Regions from separate parts of the Homo sapiens genome. Here region 2 is linked to region 1. The links are chromatin contacts, found by Hi-C or POLR2A ChIA-PET in ENCODE. All regions are on one chromosome and are shown on one strand. Each heading gives the region's core, a stretch centred on a gene start or an enhancer-like site at or near the end of the contact. The rest is flanking DNA. Distances are from core to core; before and after follow the strand shown. Region 1 has its middle 53 kb from the start of KCNA3. Region 2 has its middle 14 kb from the start of KCNA2.

Evidence for each region. Hi-C counts contacts between places; a loop is a spot of excess contacts on that map. ChIA-PET counts read pairs that join two places held with the same protein, here RNA polymerase II (POLR2A). Pooled maps may share reads with other maps.
Region 2: a loop to region 1 is called in a pooled map, with 4 times the contacts of the local background. The contact joins two enhancer-like sites. A Hi-C loop is called at or near these places in 2 of 37 single-sample maps with no recorded cell type and 4 of 50 pooled maps. POLR2A ChIA-PET finds 5 or more read pairs at or near these places in 4 of 52 experiments (CD4-positive, alpha-beta T cell, OCI-LY7, activated CD4-positive, alpha-beta memory T cell and 1 more).

The regions. Positions count from the first base shown.
Region 1 is chr1:110,723,894-110,731,608 of GRCh38, reverse strand. No RefSeq gene overlaps it. Among named protein-coding and RNA genes, the nearest start is that of KCNA3, 53 kb to the right of the region's middle. Within about 2 kb of position 4,773, at least 3 of the 41 ENCODE cell types and tissues checked have a DNase peak (open chromatin) inside an H3K27ac peak, as active enhancers do.
Region 2 is chr1:110,616,872-110,624,586 of GRCh38, reverse strand. It overlaps a transcript of KCNA2 not described here. Among named protein-coding and RNA genes, the nearest start is that of KCNA2, 14 kb to the right of the region's middle. Within about 2 kb of position 4,811, at least 11 of the 41 ENCODE cell types and tissues checked have a DNase peak (open chromatin) inside an H3K27ac peak, as active enhancers do.

The sequences.
Region 1 (7,715 bases), core at 3,524-6,023:
CAGAGCCTGCTAGATTTCTTTTGGAGCTTCCCATCTAATTAATGAACTCTACAGGTAGCCTAGAGAAGTAGGGAATTGAAAGAAAAATAATCATAGGAAAGAAAAAACACCACTTTGTATTTATATAGCACTTTATAGTTCCCACATTTCTTTTCTTGTTTTTATATTTGTATTGGTTCCCTAAAGCTGCTGTAACAAAGTACCACAAACTGGGTGGCTTAAAACAACAGGAATTTATTCTCATACAATTCTGGAGGCTAGAAATCCAAGGTCAAGGTGTTAGCAGGGCCATGCTCCCTTTGAGGACTCCAGGGAAGAATCCTTCCTGGCTTCTTCCTAGTTTCTGGTGGCCCCCAGCAATCTTTAGCACTCCTCTGCTTGTAGCTGCATCACTCCAGTCTCTGACTCTGTTATCACATGGCTTTCTTCACCATGTGAAACTCTGTGTGTTCAACTCTGTTCTTATAAAGTCACCAGACATTGAATTTAGGGCCTACCATAATCCAATATGACTTCACTTTAACTAATTACATGTGCAAAAACCCTATTTCCAAACAAGGTTACATTCTGAGGTTCGGGGTAATCATATATGTTGAAGAACACTTATCAACCCACTACAATATTACTGCCAGCAGTCTTGTCCTCTAAGTAGCCCTTCTTGGGCAGGTATTCAGCTGTGATCATAAAGGTTTACCAACCATTCATCTCCCTCCTCCCACCTCTGCTGCCAACTGCTTAATGGTAGAAATTTCCTCCCATTCTTACTGATCCTGTTTAATTATACTTACTATAGATTGTGTCTTTTAAGCTAAGCTTTCCCGAAAGCAGACCCTAAAACAAAGATTCAACTACAAGTAGTTTATTTGGAAGGAGATCTCAGGAAGCACCAATATGGGACTGAGGAATGGAGGACAGGAAGTCAACATAGGTTTGCTGTGGGAAACTGGGGCTCAATTCCACTGGGATCCTCTGGGAGACTGTGCAAAACAGCCTCAGAGTTGTTCCAGTGGAGGGATAAGGAAGTCAGGGTATTTATCCCCCAACTCCCATCTGTCATTAGTTGAAGACTTCTCCCAGGAGCATCAACTCCCTGCACTTCAAACCTGAACTGTGCACAGGCTGAGCATGCTCCTGCCTCCAAAGAAATCCACAAGACAAAGAGAGCCACAGATGCTTCTGAAACAGGAAATTTTCCTTGACCCCTTTACGGGCCCCCCAGCAGGGGTGTCTCACTTACTCAGTCCACAGCTCTCAACCCCTCAGGGGATGGGGAGCACACAGGTGAGCGGGTACAGGAGCCAAAGCAAGTGCTTTTGGGTGCTGGCAGAAGCAAAACTCCATGCTGCCCCACGGGCACATCTAGGAGGTGCTTGCAACCCCTGAAGCCCCAGAAGGTGTATGTTACAGTGCTCTTTTAGCTTTCCTGTCCATGGACAGATTAAATGTTTAACAGCTCAGTGGACCCTCCACCTTTTCACAGGGGCAGAGGGTCAGTGTGACAGCTTTCTATACCCTGAGCTCTTGTCTGGCATCTGGGAAAAATTGGTCACACAAACCAATTGAAGGATAGTAAATGTAGGGGATTTTATTGCTAATGGAAGTGGCTCTCAGTGGGAGGGAGAGTGGGAAAGGGGATGGGGTGGAAAGGTATTCTTACCCTGAAGTCTGGCCATCTGCAGCTGGACTCCAAAGTCCCACAGTCAAGCCATCCCTCTGAAGTCAAGCTGCTTCCCTCTGACGTCAAACTGCAGTCTCCAACATCCAGATGCTTCTCCTCTTCTCTTCTTGTCTGCTCTTTTCCAGTGGAGGGTGGGGTTTTTATGGGTACAGGATGGGGGGCAGGATGGGCCATGGGTGGTTTTGGCAAAGGCAACATTCAAGCAGGAAAACAGGAATGCATGTTCTCACTTTGGGCCGCAGTTCTAGGCTTAAGGGTGGGGATTCACCAGGGACCCCATCTTTTTCTGCCTAGAATTTATCTGCCTCTTGTCCCTATCACTTTCAGTGAGTAGCTAGCAGCTTATATCATGAGTGTCAAGGGAATATGGACACAGGTGAAACTGCCATTGCAAAATTGTAACTAAGACAGTGACAGAGATCTGACCTAACCAACTCCATCTTGCTTCTAACCTCCTAGCTGTTCTTGTTCATTCCTGGGTGTAGGCTGAACTAACTATAGGAGGAAAGTTTATAGTTAAAACAAAGGTGATAACAGGCCTTTCCCAAAGCAAACTCCTTTTTTTTTTTTTTTTTTTTTTTTTTTTTTGTGAGACAGAGCCTTACTCTGTCACCCAGGCTCTAGTGCAGTTGTGTGATCTCAGTTCGCTGAAACCTCTGCCTCCCGGATTCAAGCAATTCTCCTGACTCAGCCTCCTAAGTAGCTGGGACTACAGGTGTGCACCACCATGCCTGGCTACTTTTTCCAAGCTGGTCTCAAGCTCCTGACCTCACGTGATCTGCCTGCCTCAGCCTCCCAAAGTGCTGGGATTACAGATGTGAGCCACCACCACCGGCCAAATCCCCTTCTTGCCTGGGGACTAGATTGCCTTTGTAGGATGAATGAATTAGCCAAAAGATTAGAAATTATGGTTTAAGAATCATACAGCTGGAGGCTACAAGATTCTGACTCTTCTCAAATTGCTCCCGGGGATAATATCACTATTGTAAGCCTAAGATCAGTGCTTGAGATCCTGCACTTGATGGATCAGCTGGCACCACCCAGATGGATAAACTGGCTCATCCGATCTTGTGACCCCCACCCAGGAACTGACTCAGCACAAGAAGACAGTTTTGCCTTCCTATGATTTCATCTTTGACCTGACCAATCAGCACTCCTGACTCATTGGCTGCCCCCCACCCACCACGTTATCCTTAAAAATTCTGATCCCCGAATGCTCAGGGAGACTGATTTGAGTAATAATAAAACTCCAGTCTCCCACACAGCCAGCTCTGCATGAATTACTCTTTCCCTGTTGCAATTCTCCTGTCTTGATAAATGGGCTCTGTCTAGGCAGCAGGCAAGGTGAACCCATTGGGTGGTTACACAGGTACTGACAATATCTGCTACAACTAGGATGACACTTGCCTCCCTAGGGCTTACTAGGTTCTTCTTATATAGTAGGTGCTCAATAAATATTTGTTGAATTGAATTGGCATAGGTCACTTGAATAAAGGAATAAGAAACCAAGATTATTTATTCACTCATTTAACAAAGATTTATTAAGAATTTACCAAATCCATGCACAGTGCAAGAACTTGAAGATGCCAGCCCTGTATAATTTTGGGCTTGGTACAAAATTATTACCCTTAACAACCAATCAACCAATCCTGGCCTTTACCCATTACACCATTACAGTCAGCCAATAACCCTGAGGTCTTCCCAAGAACTGACTTTGGCTGAATTAGCAAGTACAAACCTCTGTGTGATTCTGATGGTGAGCATTTATTGCAGTACTTGGGGATAAGATTAACCTCCTATGCACCCTTATTAAGCTCTTATTCTTCCAAGTTCTCAGATTATAGAGAAGATAAGTCCCTTATAGGGTCATCTGGACCAGCTGAAGCAAACAATTCCCAAATGTTTGCTGGCCTTTGCTCTGGATTTTCACCACTTTATGAAATTAACTTGGAGAATCAGAGCCTCACTACTGAATAGAGACTAAAAAAAATATTGGTACTCTTGACATTGAGACCCTTTCCTTCCATCTTTCCTACACCCAAACCATCTGAGACCAGTGGGACTTACTGCTCTTTTTAGGTCAGATGTCCCATTACAGAAACTCTTCCCCCACACTTTGGTTTCTACATCATAATAAATTATTCTCTCAAAGTCTCAGAAATAGTTTCTTTCTTTCTGTTGTCATTCTAGAGTCAGCCAAGCCCACAGTGCAGACAATTCCAGAAACAACCCTTTCCCAATACCAGAGCAACTCTAGTGAGCAACATTTCCCAAGGGCAGGCTTGTCAGACACCGGAGCAGACTCCAGGGCAATGGTTCCTGTCTCACATCAAACTCCTGCTTCTGTCCCTGCATACTGAAGAGCTCCCTGTCTCCCTGGCTGGCTCAGTCCCTTGATGTGCGCTTTTAATATTCATCTCCTTCTCCCTCTCTTGATGTGAATTAAAAGAGCAACTTGCAAGGCAAACAAGAGGAAAATAACAGATTGCTGCTGCTCATTAAAGCTTCAGCTCAATACAGTCTGATAAGAGCTACAAGACTGGCTTCCCCTCCCAGTCGAGGGTGGGGGAGTTGGGGGCATGATGATCATAGTACCTTGGATATGCTCTGGGCTCAAGGGATTTTACAGATGGAAATGCATTTTTCTTCCTGAATCTTTACTGTCTGTTGGAACCCCAGAGTTTAAGCTTATCACTTTCATTTTCCTGACATACAATCTTAGAGAATTCACTTCATTGTTTTGGGTTTCATTTAGTTTTTCTGCCTGAAAATGGAAAAAAGATTAATAGCCTCCTAAGTGAACTGTGTAATGCTAAACAAATGAATAAATATGAAAGCATTTTGGAAGAATTATCTTCTCTCTCTCTCTTTCACTTTCTCTTTCTTCCCATCAGTATTTCAATCTGCTTGAACAGCTTTTCTAAATCTTAAAATAATGAAGTCTTCCTCCAATCACAGGTCTTACTTTAGCTACTGCACTATTTCTTTTCTCCCCTTTGAAGTGAAACCTCATAAAATGTTGTCTATATTTGTTACCTTCATTTCCTCTTTCCACCCCCACTCTTCAACCCACTACAATCTGGCTTCCACCCCATCACTCCCCTGAAACTGTTCTCACTATGACCACCAATGACCCTGTTGTCAAATTCAAGTAATATCATTTTAGTTATTATCTAACTTGACCCTTTTTTCCCCAGCTGGTGATTCTTTCCTCCTGTATCTACACAATTCTCTTTCCTTGGTACCCAAACATTACTATCTCTAGGTTATTCTCCTACCTCTCTGGCTAATCCTTCTCAGGCAACTTCCTCTGTTTCTCATTAAATGTCAGTGTTTCCAGCCACTCTTCTCATTATAGATTTCTTTAGGGATTTGATTTACACCCCAAACTTCATCTCCCATCTGTATATAAATAACTCCTAAGTCTACATCTCCAGCTTAAATCTGTCTCCAGAAGTATAGACCCATTTACCCAGCTGTTTACATTCAACCCCACAAATAATGACACCCCCTTTTTCAAAGAATTCAGTGGCTCCCCTTAACCATCAGGACAAAGTTTAAACTCATGAGCGTGGTATCCAAGGCCTTTCTCACTCTTATCTCTCTGCACTTCACCCCTCCAACTCCATGCTCCTCCCACTCTGCACCTGCAGTCCCCACACAGAGTTTTGCCTCCGAGTCATTGCACATGTTCTTCCCTCTCCAAGGAATTATTTTTTTCTCTACCCCTTATTTTCATGGCCTGACAAACTATGACCTTCCCTGGAAGACTCAGCATAGATACCACCTTTTCTGGGAATTCTTCACAGTTGGGTTTGGTCCCCCCACCTTGAATGCTCCTCAGCATCCTGTGGTTCCCACCTCCTAACATTTATCACATGGCACTGTGGTAACCTATTTACTTTTCTTACCCCCAAATGAAGTCACTTTTGCTGTTTCTTCTTATTAAAAATAATGCATACTCGATATAAAAATAAAAAGACAAGCAAAAAGAGTATTAAAAAATCTGATAATCTTGCCCACCTATTTACTGCCAGCCACAAGATGTTGTTCTAGGTGCTGCAAGGAATAAAGGCATGAATAAGGCATGGTGCCCAACCACGGCAGAGGGAGAAAAGTGTTGGGGGGAGCTTTTATTGAGTGCTGGGACATGCCAGGCAGCACCCAGGGGCTTTGCCTGTGCTATTTCTCATGTGTGTCCCCCACCAGACTGAAAACTCACTGAGAGCAGTAACCGTATCCTTGTTTTTAGTGCCAACTCCAGCGTCTGGCATGAAATAGATCCTTAATAAACACCCAAATAAAGAGTGTGCAGTATGCTGATGAATGATAATTATCGCTACATTAAAAAATACGTAAAGACTCATTTTTTCCTCTTTGGATGAAAGAAAGATTATGGCACTAGAAATTTAAAAAGCATTTCCAGCAAGACTCCCACCCTACTGAATCTAAGTAGACACCAGTGGTTATTTTCACACTCACAGAGCACAGGCTTGCTGAATTTTTTCTATTCTAAAGCCCACATCCCTCTCTTAATATGCTATTTCCACCTTCCTCCCTCAGCAAAATATTATACATACATGTATACATGCACACACATAGATATAATAGCTGCATTGCATTGAAAAGCTAATGGAGAGATGTTAATACTAGCTATGTCTGTGTGGGTAGAATTATCAGACTTTTTAATACTCTTTTTGCTTGTATTTTTATTTATATATTGAGCATGTATTATTTTTAATAAGAAGGAACAGCAAAAGTTACTTCATTTGGGGGTCACAATCTGCAGTAACATGAAGTAGAACTTATAAGCTGAGCAATGATACTTTTTTTTGTTTGTTTTTGACACGGAGTCTCACTCTGTTGCCCATGCTGGAGTGCAGTGGCGCGATCTCGGCTCACTGCAAGCTCCCCCTCCCGGGTTCATGCCATTCTTCTGCCTCAGCCTCCCGAGTAGCTGGGACTACAGGCGCCCACCACCACGCCCAGCTAATTTTTTTTTTTTTTTTTGTATTTTTAGTACAGACGGGGTTTCACCGTGTTAGCCAGGATGGTCTCGATCTCCTGACCTTGTAATCCACCCGCCTCAGCCTCCCAAAGTGCTGGGATTACAGGCATGAGCCACCGTGCCCAGCCAAGCGATGATACTTTTAAGAGGATATTACAACTGGGGACATGGAGAGAACAGTGTAACACAAGGAAAGTTTTAATTTAATTCAATCCACAGGCATTGATCATCTGCCAGCCACAAGATGTTACTCTAGGTGCTGCAAGGAATAAAGGCATGAATAAGGCATGGTGCCCAACCCCAGCAGGGGGAGAAAAGTGTTGGGGGAGCTTTTACTGAGTGCTGGGACATGCCAGGCAGCACCTAGGTGCTTTGCCTGTGCTATTTCTCATAATCCTCACAATGATCCTATGAGGTAAGTATCACAATCCTGTTTTTGTAGATGGGGAAATTGAGGCACAGAGAGGTTTATTGACAGACTCAAAAATCAGTTAGTTAACCAGGATTTAAACCTATGTTATTTCTGATTTCATCCCCTTTGCACCGCACAAAACTGGGTTTGTGAAGTATCTCTTAAGGAAGGTGTGAGTATAGTAGGGTTTCTATTAGTGGTTCGGGGAAGGCTTTCTGGAAACCCTATGTGGGCCAGGCTTCAAGACGGGGGTATGAATATGGGAGAAGAGCTATACCATGAGCCTCAGGGAGGGGCAGCATCCTTTGGGAAGATGGTGCTGGCACATACCACAGCCTGGATGGGGTCCAGGAGTCAAGTGGGGTTGGCGGCTCTCCCGACCCTATCACAGGAGGTGGGAGCAGAGCAGTGGGCCCACTAAGACTGGAAACCAGGAGTTACCAGGCTGAGAAATGGGTGGAAAACAGGAGCCAGAGGCAAGCACTCCAAGAGTGCGGTCACTGATGAAGGACACAACAGGACAAGCAGGAAGTAGCTCGGACGCCAGCAGTGATCTGCTGTGGTGAGGGCCTTTCGGAAGGTGTGTGTTCCCACCAGCCTGCTCTCACCAGGCCGTT
Region 2 (7,715 bases), core at 3,562-6,061, 110 kb after region 1:
TCATTTTTAGACTAAGTATTAATGTTTTGGTAAATTTATAGATTTATATATCCATCACCCCCAAAAGTTCACTCCTGCCACTTGTCAGTCAATCCCTACTCCCGCCCCAAGCCCCAGGCTACCACTGTTCTGCTTTATTTCTCTATAGATGTGCCATTTCTGGCAATTTCACAGGAGTGGAGTCATATGATATGTGTTTCTTATGTCTGTCTTCTTTCACTTAGCATGTTTGAGGTGCATTCATGTTACAGCATATACCAGTAGTCTATTTCTTTTTTATTGCTGAATAGCATTCCATTGTATGGATATAGCACATTGTGTTAATCCAGCAGTTGGTGGACATTTGGATTCCTTTCTGTTTCTAGCTATATTGACTATTCCTGCTATAAGTATTCTCATATAAGTCTTTGTGTGGACATATGTTTTTATTTCTCTTGGATGGATACCTATAAATAAATTGCTAATATAGTAGGTATATGCTTAACTTTGTAAAGAAACTACAAATTATTTACCAAAGTAGATTCACCATTTTACATTTTCACCAACAATGAATGAGTGTTTCAATTTCTCCCTATTCTCACCAACAGATGTTATCCTCAGTCTTTTATATTACAGTTTTGTAGTGTGTAGTGATATCTTTTTGTGCTTCTCTTTTTTTTTTTTTGGCTTCACTGTTCTGATCATTATGCTTTAAATTTGTATTTCATAATGACTAATGATGGGAATATCTTTTCATGTGCTTATTATCCATTAGTATATGTTCTTTGGTGAGATGCCTATTCAGTTATCTTGCCCATTTTTAAATTTGTTTTTCTTTTTTACTGAGTTATAGAAATTCTTCATATATTCTGCATGTGAGTTCCTTGTTAGATGGAGTGAGAAGAGCAGAGAGGGCCAGGTGCAGTGGCTCATGCCTGTAATCCCAGGATTTTGGGAGTCCAAAGCGGGAGGATTGCTTGAGGCCAGGAGTTTGAAACCAGCTTATGCAACATGGTGAGACCTTGTCTCTACAAAAAGTAATTTTTTGTAGGATTTGCTAATATGTTTTCCTAGCTTGGATCTATGTTTTCATTTTCTTAATGGTGTCTTTGAAATGCAAACGTTTTTAATTCAGCGAGGTTTAATTTATCAATTTGTTCTTTTATACATCATGCTTCTTTAGCGTCATATCTAAGAAATCTTTGAGTAACCGAAGGTCACAAGGTCAAAACATTTTCTGTTTTTTCTAGAAATTATATAGTTTTAGCTCTTTTGGTTAGGTCTAATGATCCATTTTGAGCTGATTTTTGTTTATGACATTAGGAAAAGGTCTATGTACATGTGTTCATGTTGCATATAGCTGTTCAGTTGTTCGAGCGCCATTTGTTGAAAGACTTCTTTCTACCTTTGCATCTTTATCAAAAATCAATTGTCCATATACGTGTGAATCAATTTCTGGACTTTCTTTACTACTCCATTGATCTATTTGTCTATCTTGACACCAATACCACATTGTTTTTATTACTGCAGCCTTGTAGTAAGTCTTGAAATAATATAGTATTAGCCCTCTAATCTTGTTCTTTCTCAAAATTGCTTTGGTTATTCTAGGTTCCTTGCAGTATTGTATAGCTCAATTTGTCAATTTCTGTTAAAAATTCTGCCAAGATTTTTATTGAGATTCTATTGAATATGTGGATTAATTTAAGAAGAAGTGATGTCTTGACAATATTATCTTCTGACCTTGGAATGCAGTCTATTTTTCCAATTATTTAGGTCTTTCATTTCTACCATTAATGTTTCAGAATTTTCAGTGTATAGGTCTTTCACATCCTTTCTCAGATTTGTCCCTAAGTATCTTATATTTTAATGCTATTGTAAATGGGGTTTTTAAATCTCAATTTATAATTGTTTGTTGTATTTAGAAAAATGATTGATTTTTGTACATTGATCTTGTATTGTGACATCTCTCTAAACTCACTTATGAATTCTAGTAGCTCTTTTGGTAGATTCCATTGGATTTTCTACATAAATAACCATGCCACCTGTGAATAAAGATAATTTTGCTTCTTCCTTTACAATCTAGATGCCATTTATTTCTTTTCCTTACCTTATTGTGCTGGGTACAAGCTCCAATAGAATCTTAAATAGAAATGGTGAAAGCAGAAATCCTTGTCTTCTTGATTTTAGAAGGAAAGCATTCCGTCTTTCATCATTAAGTATAATGTTGGCTACAGGTTTTTTTATAGATGTATTTTATTAGGTCAAAAAAACTCCCTTTATTCCTAGTTTGCTGAAAGATGTTATCACAAGTGAATACTGAATATTTTCAAACATTTTTCTCTGTCTATTAAGATAATCATGTGGTTTTGCTTTTTCATATTTTTCATATGGTGAATTACATTGATTTCTTAAAGTTAAACCAACCTTGAATTTCTATGACAAACTCCATTTGGTCATGATGTATTATTCTTTTCTTATTATTTTGTATTTGATTTCATACGTCTTTATTCGGTTTGTACGTCTATGTTCATGAAGCATATTGTCCTGTAGTTTTCTTTACTGGTGATGTTTTTGTCTGGTTTTGGTATAAGTGTAATGCTGGCCTCACATAATGGATTGAAAAGTATTATCTTTTCCATTTTCTAAAAGAATTTGTGTAGAATTATTTCTTCCTTAAACATTTGGTAGCATTAGTCAGTTTAGCATCTGAACCTGGAATTTTCTTTGTTTTTAACCAAGAAAATTAGTTAAAACTAAGCAGGTTTTAAACTACATATTTATTTTTTAAATAACTATGGGGTACTGGGTTATTTGTTTCCTTTGTGTGAGGTTTGGTAGTTTATGTCTCTCACGGAATTTCTCCATTTCAACCAAGTTGTCCAATTTATTGTCATAGAGTTGTTTAGAATTTCCCTCATTGTCCTTTTGAGGTCTGTAGAGTTAATAATAGTAATGTCATCTCTCTCATTTCTGATATTGGTTATTTCTCTTTTTTTCTGGTTAGACTGGCTAGATACTTATCTATTTTATTAATCTTCTTAAAGTACCAGTTTTGATTTCATTGATTTTATCTATTGTTCTCTGTTTTATCAATTTCCATTCTAATCTTTATTATTTCCTTCCTTCTGCTCATTTTGGGTTTCACTTGCTCTCCTTTTTCTAGTTTCTTAAGTTGGAAACGAGGTCATTGATGTAAGATCTTCTTTTCTAATATAAGCATATAATTTTATCTTCACTCTGCCATGGCTAGAAATCCTACCCCTTGTTGTTGCTTTTTAATGAAGTTATAATCAGGCTGTATATACAATTTTATGTATTTTATTGGGCTAAGGCATTATGCCATGTGAAGCTATGGTTAAAATTAGCACACTAATCCATTTTTTATGGAAACCGTTAAAAATATTAGCTAATGAACACTTACCCACCCAGCAAACAAGGAGTGGGACTCTGCAGGACAGAGCAAGTCAGACACCAAAGCCAGTATCCGCACCCAGGAATCCCCAGAGATTGGTTGTCCAAGAGGGTCATATGGAGGCGCTTCAGTTATTTTAGAATTTCAAGAAGCCTGAGAGAAAGTCACACTATTACATGTGACAAGCCTGCCCAGGCAAAACAGAATGTCAAGTGACTCTACTTGGGGCTGAATTCTCACACTTTAGTGAGAGTGAGGCAGTCCACAGCCTCTCACGCCAGCCAGAAGCTATGTTGGTTGTTACAAATGTTCAGGTTGTTAACGGTGGATAGACGCACTCACTCATCATTACATAATAAGAGCAGTTTGTTTTGCAGGCAAGATGATCCAACACACGGGGCCGCTGGGGGTGTGTGGGAAGGATATTTTAAAAGGAACTTTCAGTGATAATGAACAAAACTCAGGAGCTATGTGGATGACAGGAGCACCTAGATGACCGACTTTACCCACTTCAAATGCTACCTTGACCCTAGCACTCTCTCCACCCTGCATCCTCACCTCAGACCATCTGTTGGTTAGGCCAACAGCTCACCATCAATTCATGCCCTGCCTAGACCAACAGCTCACTGTTCATGCCCTACCCTGCCCTGCCCAGCCCTCCTCTCTGGCCTTCTGCCAAGTGGGGTTCTTAACAGCACAGCCTTCACCTCCGAGAAGGCGCAATGGGAAAGACAGGTGAGACGATGGGCAGCCATGCCTGGGAGACAGAGTTTGCTGGCTACGGTGGGCAGACGTTCCCACCAATCACAGTAGACCACAAAACAACAGGAAGACCTGGGCTGTGGATGGGGCGGTGATCAGTGAGTTCCTGGAACCCGTGTTTGCCGGGTGCACCCAAGAAGAGTGAGGGGATCTCTAAGACACTGTCTACACTGAGAGCCTCCAAGGCTAACCTGCCTGACATGGTTCACACAGAGGGAAAGGAGAAGAGAGGGTCTGAAAGGAGAGGCCGGGATGTGTGAGGACAGGGGTATGTTAGGGATATCCAATTTGGTCTGGGGGCTGAGAAGTCTTACCCACCAAATTTCTCTCTCTCTCTCTCACTCACTCTCTCTCTCTCTCTCTCTCTCTCTCTCTCTCTCGCTCTCGCTCTCTCTCTCTCATTAAGCTGCTCTCAGGAAGCTCACACAATCGCAGTTCACAGCAGCATTTGCTACAGGGCACGTGAACAGGGAGAGGTGGTCTCCTAGGACGTTAAGTCGGCTTGGAGAGACTGGGAGCTGTCCAGGGGAGGGCTGAGGAGTTTGTCAGGCAGAGAGTGTATGTTACTTAACCACACTAAAGCTTCTGTTTCTGGGTTTTGTATTTTTAGAATGCGGAAGGGGAGGTGTTGTCAGAGAGGTGACCTCAGGTGACTGAAAGTGCTGGGGTTTAAGGGCTTAACAAATAGGTGGCGAAAAATATCAAACCCTCAAAATCTCCCCTGACCTTTTATCTCTTAGGACCCGGGATACGGGATGCGCAGGGAGCCAGGCGCGGCTGGTTAAGAAGCCCTGCCTGTGGCTGTCCACTCCCGGTCTCTCCCTGCTGCGTGGGCGTTGACGGCCGCAGCCCTCCCAGATTGCCGCATTGCCGCCCGAGCCACAGTGTGCAGATACCGCTGCATGTGGCGCCCCCTGGCGGCCAGTGGCAGCTCGTGCGTCTGTCTTTTCTGCAGAGCTGATTTCCACCTTGTATGTGTAGGAGGGGCCTCCTTTACAAAGAACCAGCCATACCCTTGGGAGTGGGAGCAGATTTCATAGCCGAGACAGGAGACCTTGTAAGAACTTCCTATGTGCCAGGCACAAGGTTAAAACCGGTATTATCATACATGCATTCATTCGTTTTCCTAGTGTGTGCCAGGCATCTCCTAGGAAGTAATGTGTAAGCAGAGGCCCCATAAAGGAATTACATAAAGTAATGTGTAAGCAGAGCAAGTCATGAGCATGTTTGGGGGTACAGTCTCCCAGGGAGTGGGGACAGCCAGGCCACAGGGATGCATTCTTTGGGTGTGGAGACCAGGAAGGAGGCAGCTGCAGAGGGTGGTTGGAAATGAAGTCAGAAAGGTGTCCAGGGGACAGACGGTACAGAGCCTTCTGGGCCATAGGACTTCAGGCTTAGTTCTGAGAGTAGTGAACAACTACTGGACTTTGAACAAAGGCATAAAACAACTCGATTTATGTTGTTTATAAAATCACTCTGGCTTCTGCGAGGGCATGAATAGGAACAGGGAGGCCTGTGAGGAGCCCAGGTGAGAGTAGAGCATCTGGGGCCAGGTTTGCTTCGCCTGCCGGAAGAGATAAGACATCTGGTTCAGAAGATGGTCTGAAGGCAGAGGCCATAGGAATCCCTGTTGGATTAGCCAAAGGCTGTGTCCCGGGGTTTGGGCCTGAGCAACTGGATGAGGGAGGAGTGGTGCTACTCAGAGGGATGGGGGTTCAGGTGTGGGGGCATGGGAAGGAAGCAAGAATTTGGTTTGGGATGTGCCATGTTTGAGCTGCCAATTAGACTCTAAGTCATGATGTTCGGTGCACCTGAGCAGGGCTCTCTACCCTCTCCATCCTCTCCTTATGTTCCTTTCGTGGCTCTCCTGGGTCTTTTTCCCATCTGAGGGCCACCCAAGCTGCCTCATCCTACCTCCGAAAGGAAAGGAAGCCCACACAGAGCAGCAATTCCACAGGGAAAGAACTGAGGGAAGGCAGCCACATTCCAGGGCCACACCCTAACTGGACGGCAAGGTCAGAGGCAGTCAGGGTTCTAGGCTCCACTCTCCAGAGAGGAATTAAAAGAGGATAAAATGCCTTTTCTCACACACTGACAGGTCACTCACATGTCAGCCAGGAGTGCAGTGGCACGATCATACCTCACTGTAACCTCGAACTCTTGGACTCAAGTGATCCTCCCACCTCAGGCTCCCAAGTAGCTAAGACTACAGGTGGGTGCCATCATGCCCAGATAATTTTTTTAAATTATTTTTTGTAGAGACAGGGTCTCACTATGTTGCACAAGCTGGTTTCAAACTCCTGGCCTCAAGCAATCCTCCTGCTTTGGCCTCCCAAAATGCTGGGATTACAGGCATGAGCCGCCGCACCCAGGCCCTCTCTGCTCTTCTCACTCCATCTACATTCTCATCCTGGGGGATCTCATTCTCACCCTTGGCTTCAATGACCCCTCCATGATGATGACTTTCAACTCTCCATTCCCTACCCTCTACCTCTCTCCTGAGCATCAGGCCAGCATTGCCATCTGCCCTGTTGACAAGGAACAGGCCCATCAGAGCAGCCCCACAAACCCCCATGTATGTCAGAACTGCCCACCATGTGAGCTCCATCCCTCGACACATGCATGAGTGCACACACACAGGTGCACATGCACTTCGCACACCACCTCTCTGAAGCCCTGTGGCGGCCCCTCCACACTCTCTCTCCCTCTCCCATCTCGCTGATCACTGAATCCTACACTCCCTGTAATGTCTCCCTTTTGGTGCTTTTCTCTTCATCACTGCCTTCATCCCTTCTACCGTTCACCTATTGAACAAATGGCCTGAGTCCAGACCCTTGACATCTCTGAGGGGAAGCAACCTCCTCCTTACCAGTTTCCTGCCTCTGCTCTTAGACCCATCCTTTCCACTATACTCCACATTTCCCAAGTTATCTTTCTGAAACATAGATTGGATCCTGTCTCTCCCACTCAGAACTCTCAATGGCTCCCTATCACCTACAGGACAACCTGAACTCCTCAGCATGACTTCAAGGCCTTTCTCAGTCTTCCCCCATCGACCTCTCATTTTACCATGTCCTCCCACACTGCTCGCTCCTGGCACTCCATCTGGCGCAGAGTCCCTGGCACAGGTGAGGCTGCTTCTCTGGTCTGTCCCTGTTGTGCCTTTTTCCTGGAATCCACTCACCCATTTGGGTATTTAGCTCACAAATATGTATTAAGCTCCCAGTGTGCTCCAGGCACTGGGGGTACAGGAGAGAACAAAATCCTCAAAATCCCTCCTCACACAGTGTGAGATAGGCTGTTGCAGAGAGCCCTTCTCCAGGGAGTGAATGAATGAAGCAGGCAGTGAGGCATGCAGATTGCCCATGAAGAATGCCCAAGCTTCACTTCAACACCTCTTTCGGGGTCTTTGGACATTCTGCTCCTCCGTAAAGACATCTCTCAATTTCCATCCTTGGTGAAGGCTTTCCTCTTCTTAGGTGCTTTTGTACTTTATTCTTCAATTTAAGCCAATTCATTCTGCCTTGGGTTAGAGTCAATTGTTGACAATTCTGCTTCCTTA